Linked DNA regions of Homo sapiens: all the other regions are linked to region 1. The links are chromatin contacts, found by Hi-C or POLR2A ChIA-PET in ENCODE. All regions are on one chromosome and are shown on one strand. Each heading gives the region's core, a stretch centred on a gene start or an enhancer-like site at or near the end of the contact. The rest is flanking DNA. Distances are from core to core; before and after follow the strand shown.

Region 1 (4,307 bases), core at 595-3,094:
CTTTAGCTTCCAGAACTGTCTTCCTTTCTGAAAATGGTCACATGGTGCCCACGGCGCACACCACGGAGAGGCTCGGGGGTATGTGCTGCTACCAGCCACTGTCAGGGCAGCCGTCATCACATGGTGATTACGGAACGCCAGACTCTCCAGATAGAGTAAAGAATACCGTCCCAAAGCAAATATTCACCCATTAAATGCATTTGCGTAAAAATATGTTCACATTTGAGGTTTGCTTCATGTAAACAACAGCTTTTAGTGCGGTGAGGAAGGGATGTTTTGGCTTCTTCTACCAATGAAAAATAGATACATTTCATCCATTTTTGTGAAATTCACATATTATGTTTGGAATTCTGGCAATAAATCATCAAAGTTCACAGGGAAATCATCAAATAGCACACAGGGAAAAATAAGAGAACTGTTAACCTTTCATAGGGTTTAGAAGACTTTCTTTCTCTGTAACCTACTAGCATAAGTCAGGCTGGGACTCTGTACAGATTTTCTGTAGTATTTTATTCTGCATTCTGTCTGAAGGGAGATTTTTTTTCAAATGACAAGAAACATAATGGGGTAAGCATTACTTAAAATATTTTTCACTATGAACAAAAAGTTCAAAAGTTGCAGTCACTAACTAACTGTATTAACCATGAGGTTCATCCCAATAGAAAGCAAGTAGCTGGGGCCGGGCATGGTGGCTCACACCTGTAATCCCAGCACTTTGGGAGGCTGAGGCGGGCAGATCACTTAAGGTCAGGAGTTCGAAACCAGCCTGGCCAACAGGGTGAAACCCCGTCTCTACTAAAAATACAAAAATTAGCCGGGCGTGGTGGTAGGCGCCTGTAATCCCAGCTACTCAGGAGACTGAGGCAAGAGAATCGCTTGAACCCAGGAGGTGGAGGTTGCAGTGAGCTGAGATCATGCAATTGCACTCCAGCCTGGGGGACAAGAGCAAGACTTTGTCTCAAAAAAAGAAAAAAAAAAAAAAAAAAGAAAGAAAACAGGTAGCTGGGGCCAGGCGTGGTGGCTCGCACCTGTAATCCCAGCACTTTGGGAGGCTGAGGTGGGCTGATCACTTAAGGTCAGGAGTTCAAAACCAGCCTGGCCAACATGGTGAAACCCCGTCTCTACTAAAAATACAAACAAATTAGCTGGGCTTGGTGGCAGGTGCCTGTAATCCCAGCTACTCGGGAGGCTGAGGCAGGAGAATCGCTTGAACCTGGGAGGTAGAAGTTGCAATGAGCTGAGATTGCACCACTGCCCTCCAGTCTGGGTGACAAAGCGAGACTCTGTCACAAAAAAAAAAAAAAAAAAAAAGGAAAAAGCAAGTAGATGGGCAGAGACTGTGTGATGGATGGGCTGTGGCCACCTCCCTTTTTCGCCCATCGTGTTCTCAGCACTGGGGTGGAAAATGCATGTGGCCTATGCCTTTTATCCCTGCTAATATTCTCTCTTCTGGCCAGGAGCATCGACCAATAAAACAATGTTAGTTTGCTTGTCGTTATATTCAGGGAGTTTCAAAGTTTTACAATTTCATCATTTTTAGTTGCTTTTAAACAATACCAGGATTAATTTACAGAAACATTGGTCTTGCTATGAATGAAGAGCTAACCAAGATACAATCTCTATATAGAGTGAGGCAATACTGTCTTGAACTCTGGCCAGAGGGACTGGCTGTATACGGATCATTGAACAAATTGGCCCTTCCTTGCTCCCAACAAGAGCAGATAAGGAACAGTTGCCTTTGGATGCATCCCCCAGATAGACAGCAGAGGCCAAACGGGCACCTGCCCCACCCTGCACGCCCTCCCAGCATGCTCTGGTGCTGGGGCTCCCCCCACATCACTGGCGCTTCTGATCAGGAGCAGAATATCCCGGGGAAGTCCCCACCCCTTCCTATTACCCACATGACATGCCGCTGTCCAGCTAATCGAGAAGAGTGAACCAGGCTGGCCAGTTCCCGTGTCCTATGCCCCAAATGCTCTGGGGGGGATCAAGGCATAACCAACCATCCCTTTTCTCAACAACTGCAACCTCTGGTCCAGGAGGCAAGACAATGCAAACAGCACTGAATTAGATCTTCAGTTTCATAGCACAGACAGAGTCTCACAAAAGCTGAGAGGTGAGGGACAGGTGGATAGGGTGTTGGGAAAAGGTAGGGCTTCTGTTCCAGTCCCAGCAATGATGGGAGGTTCTGCATGATCCTCTCATTCCTTCCTTACCTGAGACCTTTTACATTTCTAAATTCATAATTTTCTTTCCCTTACAATTTATTTTTTTATTTTAAAAATTATTTAAAATATTTGTGGTATATACTCAGTGTATATATTTATGGGGTACATGAGATGCTTTGACATAGGCATGTAATGTGAACTAAACACGTCATGGGGAATGGGGTAGCTGTGCCCTCAAGCATTGATCCTTTCAGTTACAACAATCCAATTATACTCTTTAAGTTATTTAAAAATATACCATTAAGTTATTATTGACTATAGTCGCCCTATTATGCTATCAAACAGTGGCCAGGTGCGGTGGCTCACGCCTGTAATCTGAGCATTTGGGAGGCCAAGGCGAGTGGATCACTTGAGGTCAGGAGTTTGAGACCAGCCTGTTCAACCTGGTGAAACCCGGTCCCTACTAAAAATACAAACATTAGCCAGGTGTGGTGGCGCGTGCCCATAATCCCAGCTATTTGGGAGGCTGAGGCAGGAGGATCGCTTGAACCCAGGAGGTGGAGGTTGCAGTGAGCCGAGATCATGCCACTGCACTCCAGCCTGGGTGACAGAGTGAGACTCTGTCTCAAAACAACAACAACAACAAAACAACAAAAAACCTAGTGGGTCTTATTCATTCTTTCTAGTTTTTTGTACCTGTTAACCATCTTCACTGCCCCCAACCCCTCACCACCCTTCCCAGCCTCTGGTAACCATCCTTCTAATCTCTCTGAGTTCAAGTGATTTGATTTTTAGAGCCCACAAATAAGTGAGAACATGTGAAGTTTGTCTTTCTGTGCCTGGATTATTTCACTTAACATAATGATCTCCAGTTCCACCCATGTTGTTGTAAATGACAGGATCTCATTCTTTTTTATGGCTGAATAGTACTCCATTGTGTATATATATCACATTTCCTTTATCTATTTGTCTGGTGATGGACACTTAGGTTGCTTCCAAATCTTAGCTATTGTAAACAGTGTTGCAACAAACAAGAGTGCAGGTATCTTTTTGACATTTCCCTTCCAATTTAAATGTTAGAGCTGCATCTTGTATATCATAAGCTCAAACTACTGAGATTCAGTTTTTAGGTCTTACTAACTAAACATTTATCAATCAAAATATTCCTTTGAGAACGATGAAACAGAGTATATGAAAATTGTAGAACACTTAAAAACAGACAAATACAAGAGGAAGTAGACATCAAATTATATCACTGTTTTATGTTACCCGAGCACAGGGCAGGTGCAAACACTGGAAGGATTCCAACGGTAATTCATAACTAACACGAGGGTATTTTCTGCATCACCTGCTCTTAGATGCGTGACTGTTTGGAAGATTAGGCTAAAATGAGTTATAAATGGGAGAAGAAGCTCTTCCTTCATGAAACCCATTCACCTATAGATTCCTGCAGCATCTTGGGCCCAATTCTGGTGTAGCCCTGATTATCTGTGCTGTTGAAACTTTTTACGTGTCTGTCTCTCCTACTAGACTGTATGCTTTGTGAGGCTAGGGAACATATTCACCTAATCTTTGCATCCATACTTCTAGCACAATCCCTGCTGTGTAGCAGGTGTTCAATGTCTATTTCTTTCTTTCTCTTTTTTTTGAGATGGAGTCTCACTCTGTCACCAGGCTGGAGTACAGTGGCGTGATCTCGGCTCACCGCAACTTCCGTTTCACGGGTTCAAGTGATTCTCCTGCCTCAGCCTCCTGAGTAGCTGGGACTACGGGCGTGCGCCACCACGCCCGGCTACTTTTGTATTTTTAGTAGAGACAAGGTTTCACCATGTTGGCCAGGATGGTCTTGATCTCTTGACCTCGTGATCTGCCCGCCTCAGCCTCCCAAAGTGCTGGGATTACAGGCATGAGCCACCGCGCCTGGCCTCAATATCTATTTCTAACGATCTGCACAGAAGGAGCTCTTGGGAATTACTTACTCCAGGAGTAACCCAGTGATGGTCTGTGAGAATTCACCTCAGCTCTGTCGCCGCAGCCACAGCCTGCTGTCACCCAGAGGGCAAAGCGGCACACACAGTGTGTCCGAAGACTACAAAAATGTAATGGATATCTAGAACAGAAGTCAAAGGGACTCTGCGT
Region 2 (4,307 bases), core at 1,115-3,614, 56 kb before region 1:
AATTCAAAATTATGTGTAAAACTATGGTTTTAATATAGCTGAAAATTGGCAAAATATTAAAGATAGCTAATTTTTATTGTGTATCTCTAGGTATTATGTTGATGGGCCACTAATGCTTGGATGGGTAATAAAGACATACATAATCACATAATCCATAAATTATGTTATTTCTTCTATAAATGTTTCTCTTGTCTTCATTTCAGAAGAATGACTAATGAAGATTTTCACGCAATTGCATTCTTTTGACAGTAGTGCCAAATTAGACAAACTTTCCTGAGTCAGTATACTTTCAGATAGTTTTTAGTTATTTCAATTGGGAGAAACTTGACTCTGCTGAGTGGTAACGAATTATGAATAAATTCTTAAAGCGTTATATGTAGAACTGAATCATGACTGTTGATATCATGTTTAAACAGTGTAGAAAGGGTGCATATGAAAAATTATGATTGCAGAAAATATTACACAATATTTTCATTATATAAAATAATGTTATTATTTCACCATTATCATCGTTTCTTACATTTAGATCCATACAGGATTTCTTACGTTTTTCTTTTACGTTGTTGGGGTATTACCAAGAAAACTGAAAACTGCGGTAGATTACTCACTTTGTTTGAATCTCTCTCTTCAGTACAATCTACACCTTGATCTACCATCGCCGGAAAATTGTCTCTATAGAAGTTAGTTTCAGAATCATTCATCCATAAATCTTTTTCTTCAGACTCCAGCAAATGCTTCTAGTTCCGATTTTCTTACATTGTACTTTAATGTCATTTTAGTGCTTATTTCATATGCAGTTGCTTTTTGGAAACCATTTTCTCCTAAAACTTTATGCAATATTTTAAATCCTTTTGGATTCTTTAAAACGTTTTCTAATTGTAATAACTGGACAGCTCAAATACAAAATTAACTCTATTTTCTGCCAAAGACCACGATTTGCTCTTTGAATGCTGCCTATTATTTCACTTAACTCTTTTAACGCATCTCATGTGTTAACCTGTCTACAATAAGTCAAATTGCTTTAACAGCACTCATGGGGTTACCATCATTGTATCTGAGGGTAGCCACAGGTCAAATTCAAAATGCTTCAAGATGTTCCATCTTTAGACACCGCCAGAAACAAACAAACAACCCAGTATGTCATCTTTGAAATGATCCAACGAATCGAATGCCGTTGCTCTAAGTACAGTGGAGGTCATCGAAATCCAGCTGCTTGCTAATCGCTTGCTAATTTCTGGGGCCCCTCTTGCCCAGGTCTAAGAGTGGTTCTGGTTTCCATTAGTGCTAAAATGCCTTCTATATCCTTACTTCTCAATTCGCCAAAGGAGCAAGTCCCAGACCCCAGCCTGCTGCAACTGGGCAACATTCCTACAGATGTGGCTTGACAAACCAAGAATAAATTCTGGTCTCTCAGGAACAGAGACGAAGCACCCCTCGGCCTAGGGAAAGGTCACAGAGGGCCCCGTAACGCAACAGCATGTGAAAGGCTGCCGGCTGGTGGCACAGGCAGACCTTCTCCCGCGTGGAGCAAAACCCTCAAATCTTTGGGGGAAGGAGGGTGGCCATCCTGTCGTCCCCAAAGCACAGGTGAAGGCCCGCGGCGGCTGGGGCGAGGGACTCGAGCTGGGAGGATCGGGGCCCACAGGCAAAGCCAGGCCGGCTTCAGAGTCCGGGCCCCTGACCCCAAGGAAAGGTGCCTCTCACACACCGGAGGCTCCAGGAGTGGGGCGGGCATTTCGGGTCCAGGGCACGGCGTGTCAGAGGCCACGGGCGGGAACAGAAGGAAGCAGGTGTGGCTGGTGCCTGGGGGCGAGGGGCAGCGGAGAGGCCCGGGAGGCTAAAGGAGAACGCGGCGCAGACCCGAGGGGCGCCGCAGGCGACGTGGGCTTTGGAGGAGCAGGGACAGGTCCTGAGACCCCGTTGGGCCGACACACCCCCTCCTGCATGCGGGGGCAGACGTCCCGGTGGGGTAGACTGGCAGCCTAGTCCGCGGCGCGGGAGGGCAGGTGGGAGACTGGAGGCGCCCTCGCGCCCCTCAGCTATCCGGGAGCCTCGCGCCGGCGACCTCGACCCTGTCGAACCCGGCGGAACACTCAGAAAGAAGCTGAGCGCCTCGCAGCGGCCAGGACAGCGGGCCAGGCCCGCGCGCTCCCGCAGCGCACGGCCAGACGCGACGCCCCTCAGCACGGAACCCAGCCTCGCGGACTACCCCGAAGCTCAGAGCCACATCCCGCGCAGAGGACCGCGGCGACCGGAAAAGCAAGGCAGAGGCGGAAAACCACCGCGAGGTCCCGCCTCCCGCTCCGCGCCTGCGTCTGCGGCTGCACCGGGGTTGGCCGGGCCGCGGTGGGGCGGGGCCGCTCAGGCGCCTTGGACGCGGAGCCGTGGGACGAGGGCGGCGGTGAGTTCGAGGTGGCAGAGTGACTGGGGCGAGCGTGCTGTGGCCCTTCCCTGCGCTGCCTCAGGGTGCCTCCCGCTCGCCGGGACTGAGTTCCGCGCCGGCGTGGCCTGCTGGGTTCCAAGCGCCAGGAGTCGGCGCAGCCGCTCTCAGCTTTGGGGACGGGACCGAGAAGCGGGGTGTGGGCCTCACGGGACTGTCCCCCCTGACCTCGGGCAGCGCTGGGGCGAGAGAGGGCAGGCGGAGGCTCGCGGGGACCACCAGCATCCCCGGACCCTCTCAGCCGTCCCTGTTCACAGGCACCGCCCCCAGGAGCCTCGGCAGGGGCCTAGGACGCCCCGGCGTGCAGAAGAGAAGCGGGATCAGGTTCACGCACACCCGCGATCGATCGTAACTTTTGTTTTGAGACAGAGTCTCGCTCTGTCGCCCAGGCTGGAATGCAGTGGCGCGATCTCGGCTCACCGCAACCTCCGCCCCCCCAGCCCCCGCTCCCCAACCCCCCGCTCAAGCGATTCTCCTACCTCAGTCTCCTGAGTAGATGAGATTAGAGGCGCCCGCCCCCACGCCCGGCTAATATTTTATTTTATTTAATTTTAATTTTTATTTTTTTGAGAAGGAGTCTCGCCCTGTCGCCCAGGCTGGAGTACAGTGGCACAATCTCGGCTCACTGCAATCTCCGCCTCCTAGGTTCAAGTGATTCCCCTGCCTCAGCTTCCTAAGTAGCTGGGATTACAGGCACCCGCCACTATGCTCGGCTAATTTTTGTACTTTTAGTAGAGATGGGGTTTCGCCATGTTGGCTAGGTTGGTCTTGAACTCCTGACCTCAGGTAATCCGCCCGCCTCTGGCTACCAGAGTGCTGGGATTACAGGTATGAGCAACCACACCGGGCCAGACTTAACTTTTAAAGTCACTGGTAACCCATGCTTCCTGGAGTTGCATCTGGGGACACCCAGTGGGGAAAGCCATCGCATTTGATACGCCTTTATACACCACGCTCAGTTCAGGCGAGGGGAGGTCACAGCCAAGAGCTAGGGGCCAGCTGATAATGTCGTACTTGATTCCATAGTCAAAGAAGGAGCTGGGTAATCAGCAAAATTGTAACTTTTGATGAACCCATCAGATGGCAGCCATTTAGCCAGAAATCTAAGGAAAGAGAGGCCTCCAAGACCCAACCATGAACATGAGAAGGGGGTTCCATACAAGCAGATAAGAAAACAGTTTTTTTGTTTGTTTGTTTTTTGAGATGGAGTCTCGCTGTCTCCCAGGCTGGAGTGCAGTGACGCGATCTCGGCTCACTGCAAGCTCCGTCTCCTGGGTTCACGCCATTCTCCTGCCTCAGACTCCCATGTAGCTGAGACTATAGGCGCCCGCCACCACGCCTGGCTAATTTTTTGTATTTTTAGTAGAGGCGGGGTTTCACCATGTTAGCTAGATGGTCTCGATCTCCTGACCTCGTGATCCGCCTGCCTTGGCCTCCCAAAGTGCTGGGATTACAGGCATGAGCCACTGCGCCTGGCCAAGAAAACAGTTCTAATGTCCACACCACGTGTGGACTAATGTGAGGGCATAGAGCTTCTAGGAGCAGCAGAAACAGGAGATTTTGCACCCACTCTGGGCCCTTCTCCACCAGCGTTCACTGGGGGCTTGTGGTAAAGAATGGGGCAGAGCAGGAGACCGGAACGCTTTTACCGTGGTGCAGACCTGGAAGAAGAGATGGGTGCTCTGGCTTGATCCTGTCTGGATCCTTCTCTCTAGCAGTACAAAAACCTTAAACCATTGGAATATGGACAGCAAATCCTGTCACTCTGGGCACCGGTGAAAACCTGTTTCAGCTGGGGATAGAGAAAAGGGTACGGTAGGGAGGCAAGAAACTGTGCTAGGACTATATGGTTAGGGTCTTCATAGCT
Region 3 (4,307 bases), core at 1,206-3,705, 44 kb after region 1:
TTGAGTAGCTGGGATTACAGATGTCCGCCACCATGCCCAGGCAATATTTCTATTTTTTTGTAGAGACAAGGTTTCACCATGTTGGCCAGGCTGGTCTCGAACTCCTGGCCTCAAGCGATCTGCCCACCCCAGCTTCCAAAGTGCTGGGATTACAGGAGTGAGCCACCGCACCCAACTTGCCAATTAGTTTACTTTTGCTTCAGAGTTGCAGAGGTCATCATCAGCCCCAGTGTCCCTGGTCTCTCATGGATGGTGACCACACAAATTTGTATCATCTGGCCCGTTTCTTCAGCCTATCCCTGGCATGTTCTGGCACGGGTCTATCTCAAGAAGCCATCTGCTTAATATTCAAATCAAAATGAAAACAGCTCAGAGACAGTACACTACTCGGTACCAGTCAGTGTGGACATCCCAAGGGTCTAGTAAGCACTCACGTTTCTCAAAGTTAATGTCATCAAGTTTTAAATTATACAAAACATGCCTGCCACGAAGCAATGAAGTTCCTAGCAAAAGTCACACAATAACTCAGAACTTCAAAGTGAATCCTAGGCCAGGCACGGTGGCTCACGTCTGTAATCCCAGCACTTTGGGAGGAACAGGTGGATCATGAGGTCAGGAGTTCAAGATCAGCCTGGCCAAGATGGTGAAACCCCGCCTCTACTAAAACTACAAAAATTAGCTGGGCATGGTGGCAGGCGCCTGTAATCCCAGCTACTCGGGAGGCTGAGGCAAGAGAATCGCTTGAACCCCAGTGGCAGAGGTTGCTGTGATCTGAGATTAGGCCACTGCACTCCAGCCTGGGCGGCAGAGCGAGACTCCGTCTCAAAAAAAAAAAAAAAAAAAAAAAATGAATCCATGCACATGTATTTTACTTTCAGTCTGAAAACGTATCTAACCTTGCATCACAAAGTAATAACCCCCAGATTGCTGGTCTGTAGTGCAACAGAAGTAAACACTGAAAACACTTAAATATTTCCATCTGGAAACAGTAAATTAAACCTTCTATTTACCTGTGGTGACAGCTTCTCAGTTCTGAGCTTGTCTTGCCACAAACTGTTGAGTCCACAGAGCAGACAGGGCCCTGAGCTTCAGCCTGGCAGTAAGAAGGTGAAGGAGGAAGTGATTACGGTTGTTCTCTGGATGCCCCCCAACTCTTCACCTTGGAAGAGGAAAGTCATGCTGACCCTGCCCCGCAACGACACGGGTGTCGCAGGGTCCTTCCCAGGAAAATCCCGTGTCCTTGCCCTGACCCAGTTCCCCAAGGCACCCTTATCCCAAGGAGGCTGGGAGAGGAGGGGCCTCCCTGGTTTCCTGGCAGGGGTCGGCTGAGGCTGACGTGGGCGTGCAGCCCCGGAGGTCCCACGAAGCCCAGGCCATTGGACAACTGTGGGTTTTTCTTGGAAAGAATCCTGACACTTGGAGCACACTTCCTCTCTTTTAACTTTTAAAAAAGACTTCAGAAAAGCACAGGCGTGCAGTTGTGCCCGGTTGGGGTGCGTGAGGGGGCAGGGCCGACCCTCCTGACTTCCACTGGCACCACCCCGCGCCCCTCCAGCTTCACCCGCACCACGCGGGCCGCGCAGCCCGGGACTCCGGAAAGACCTGGGCGCCCGACCCTCAGCGGCCCCGACCGGGAGCGACGTGGCGCGGCTTCCGCAGAGAAGCCACCCGGCCCAGCGCAGCCTGTCCGGGGTCGCCCCGCCGCGTTGGGGCACAAAGTGGGAACCGTTCCTCAAAGGTGGTCGCAGCTGGAGGAACAAACACGCGCGTCTCCGTCCGACGGCAGAAGCCGGGCGCACCCACCCAGGGTCGGTCTGTCCGGGGCCCGGGTTTCCTCGCCTCGGAGATCCCTGGAGGTCTCGGAAAGCACCTTCTGAGTCGGCGACGCCCCAGCTCCGCTGCGCCGAGGAAAGGGCAAGTCCCGATGTCCCCGCCCGTGGGCCCTCCCTCCGAGGGGACAACCCGAAGACCCAGAGTCGCTGCGGTCCCCAGACCCGACCTCCGCGCAGCGCCAAACCCCAGGGACAGCCGCGGACTCGGGTTCCGGGCAGGCCCCCAGCGCTAGGAGGGAGGCCGAGCTGGGCCCCGAGATCCCTCGCAAGAGTCCTCGGTGTGTGTCCTCGCTCCTCGCCCTCAGGTCCCCAGCCGCGCACCCCGGGCCCCCGGGTCCCCGGGACCCGGAGACCCCGAGACCCCGGGCCCCGCGCATGCGCCGCCCAGCCCCTGCCCCTCCCCCGTCCGCCGCCCTCCGGGTCCCGGGACCTGGGAAGCCCGGACCGCGGACCCCCGCGCGCGTTCCCGCCCGCCCGCCCGCCCGCCCCCGGGCACCTGGGCCGCGGTCCGCCGCCTGCCGGTCCGTGGGGCGAACGCCGAAGGAGGCGGCGCCGGGCAGGGCGCTAGCGGCCGCCTCCGCCCCCGCCGCCCGCTGCCCCCGCCGCGGGGCCGCCGCGTCCACGGCCCATGCCCGGCGCCGCCTCCGCGCGTCCGTGCCAGCCGCGCCCCCGCGACACGCACCGCCCCTCGGCCCGCCCCCTGCCCCGGTCCGCGCGAGCCAGTGTCCCGAGGCCCGACCCGGAAGCCCCGCCCGCCCCGCGCGCCCTCCGGGCCCCGGGCCTCGGCCCCGGGACACACCCCCCGGAGGGCGGCGCCCGATTGGCTGCTCGCGGTGGGCGGGGCCCCGGGAGCGCTCAGCGGCTCCCACCTAGCGCCCCGCGGCCGCTGCAGCCAAGGGAAACTGAGGCCGGAGAGGTGGAGGGACCGTCCAAGGTCACCGATGGGACACCGCTGAGCGTCAGCGCCCCTCCAGCCCGGCGCACCGGGGCGGGGCTGAATTCGAGGCGGGGACGCGCGGCCGCGGGGCGGGTGGAGGTTCCCGCCGGGCGCCCGTGCCACGCTGGCGAGCCCCTCCTGCCTCCTCGATGAGCCCGGCTCTGCTACTCTGTGCGATGAGCCGGTCTAGACCCGGGACCCGGGACCGGGTGCCCTTGAGGCTCAGAAGTGCGTAGGGTGGGAGGCGGCCCGGGAGGGACCTTGTCCCTGGAACCCCAGGATGCAAAATAAGGAGAAGGGGAAGGCGAGCTGGGAGGACAAGGAAACAGGTGGCGGGAGGTGCCAGGGCGGTGTGGTGGGCGGGGGAACGAGGAGGGTGAAGGGCAACGCGGACGGGCTCGGGGAGGCGCCGCCAGCTCCGACCCCACAACCCCACCCCTCTCCAGCGGCCCAAGAGCCATGCCCGCCCCTACTTCATGCGCTGGGGGGTGAGGGGCTGACTTTGTGCCTACGCAAGGCGCTGGGACTCTGCCAGAGCAAGGAGAGGTCGCGGCCCGGTGGCCAATGGCGAGGAGTAGGAGAGCGCCCTGCAAAGCCGCTTTGTTCGGGCCGTGACGCTCGAGCTGCCGGAGCGGAATGCACAAAGCCCCTGGGTGCCGGCACATCAGGGCTCCCCTCCTCGGGAACGCAATGTGTGCTATGCCCGCTCCACTGCCTGCCCTCCGCTGCCAGCTGTGCCTGCCACTGTGCTATTTGTGGCAGCGGGCGCCCAGGAGGACCCACTCCGGAAAGCAAACCCAGATCTCATTAGGCAGGGGAACTGGAGATCAGGCGGGAACTGGCCCTTTCACAAACTTCTCTTAAACTCACCCTTGTTGATTAGCCAGGCACCTATGGTGAACTTTGCCCCACCCTCCAGACACCCACATATCCTTCCCACTGGCACACGGCAACCTCACCTTCTCTTGCACATGTTAGCCAGCAATAGCTATCATTTATGTTGTTTCAGAGTTTATAGGGTGACCTGTACACGTAATATCCTGCATATCTCGTGGGGTGTGCAGGCAGCCACATCCAAGCTTGTCATCCTGTTGTGTTTGGTGAGGGAAGCTGACCCTGGGCTGCCCACGCAGAGCTCAGGGGCTACATCCTCATGAGGACCTCCGGGCTCAAAGACATTACCTGGCATACCCATATCCCAGACTCTCAAGGACCAGGGTCCACACAGGTGTGTGACCCAGATGCACCACCCAGGTCAACCAGGTGTTGAAAGACCTAGTGAACATTCTCATGAACAAGGACAAAGGCTATGTGGGGGTGTGCAGAGTGGTCACGTACACTCAGCAGACATAGGAAAGTGATATTCTTGGGTTTTTTGGGGCTCCCAAGGTTTTAGGGAGAGAAAACTTGTTTTTCATCCATGTGTCCCAGAAATAAGCATTTTCAATCAAATGCTGTCAGCCAGTCTCCCGCAGGCGTCCTGAGGGTAGAAGCAAGTTCAGGACTCTTCTCTTGGGAGTATCCTGGCCAGAAACAGC

What was found. A loop is a pair of places that touch in the nucleus more often than their neighbours do. ChIA-PET counts read pairs that join two places held with the same protein, here RNA polymerase II (POLR2A). Pooled maps may share reads with other maps.
Region 2: a map of Calu3 shows a loop between it and region 1 (2.3-fold over the local background). The contact joins the promoter of CDPF1 here to the enhancer-like site in region 1. A Hi-C loop is called at or near these places in 5 of 168 maps with a recorded cell type or tissue (Calu3, Right ventricle myocardium inferior, endothelial cell of hepatic sinusoid and 2 more) and 3 of 50 pooled maps. POLR2A ChIA-PET finds 5 or more read pairs at or near these places in 5 of 52 experiments (HCT116, HEK293T, K562 and 2 more).
Region 3: a loop to region 1 is called in a map of heart left ventricle, with 7 times the contacts of the local background. The contact joins the promoter of PPARA here to the enhancer-like site in region 1. A Hi-C loop is called at or near these places in 13 of 168 maps with a recorded cell type or tissue (HepG2, Right ventricle myocardium inferior, Right ventricle myocardium superior and 5 more) and 6 of 50 pooled maps. POLR2A ChIA-PET finds 5 or more read pairs at or near these places in 5 of 52 experiments (Caco-2, WTC11, activated CD4-positive, alpha-beta T cell and 2 more).

The regions. Positions count from the first base shown.
Region 1 is chr22:46,191,573-46,195,879 of GRCh38, reverse strand. The region is part of intron 3 of PPARA (peroxisome proliferator activated receptor alpha); the gene reads right to left. Among named protein-coding and RNA genes, the nearest start is that of PPARA, 43 kb to the right of the region's middle. Within about 2 kb of position 1,844, at least 3 of the 41 ENCODE cell types and tissues checked have a DNase peak (open chromatin) inside an H3K27ac peak, as active enhancers do.
Region 2 is chr22:46,248,350-46,252,656 of GRCh38, reverse strand. CDPF1 (cysteine rich DPF motif domain containing 1) reads left to right here and starts at 2,364. Exons shown (of 4, transcript NM_207327.5): 1 at 2,364-2,401. RefSeq lists silencers at 2,176-2,505, 2,616-2,785 and an enhancer at 2,074-2,581.
Region 3 is chr22:46,148,674-46,152,980 of GRCh38, reverse strand. PPARA (peroxisome proliferator activated receptor alpha) reads right to left here and starts at 2,455. Exons shown (of 9, transcript NM_005036.6): 1 at 2,329-2,455; 2 at 1,011-1,093. RefSeq lists an enhancer at 1,715-1,904 and silencers at 2,115-2,234, 2,385-2,994.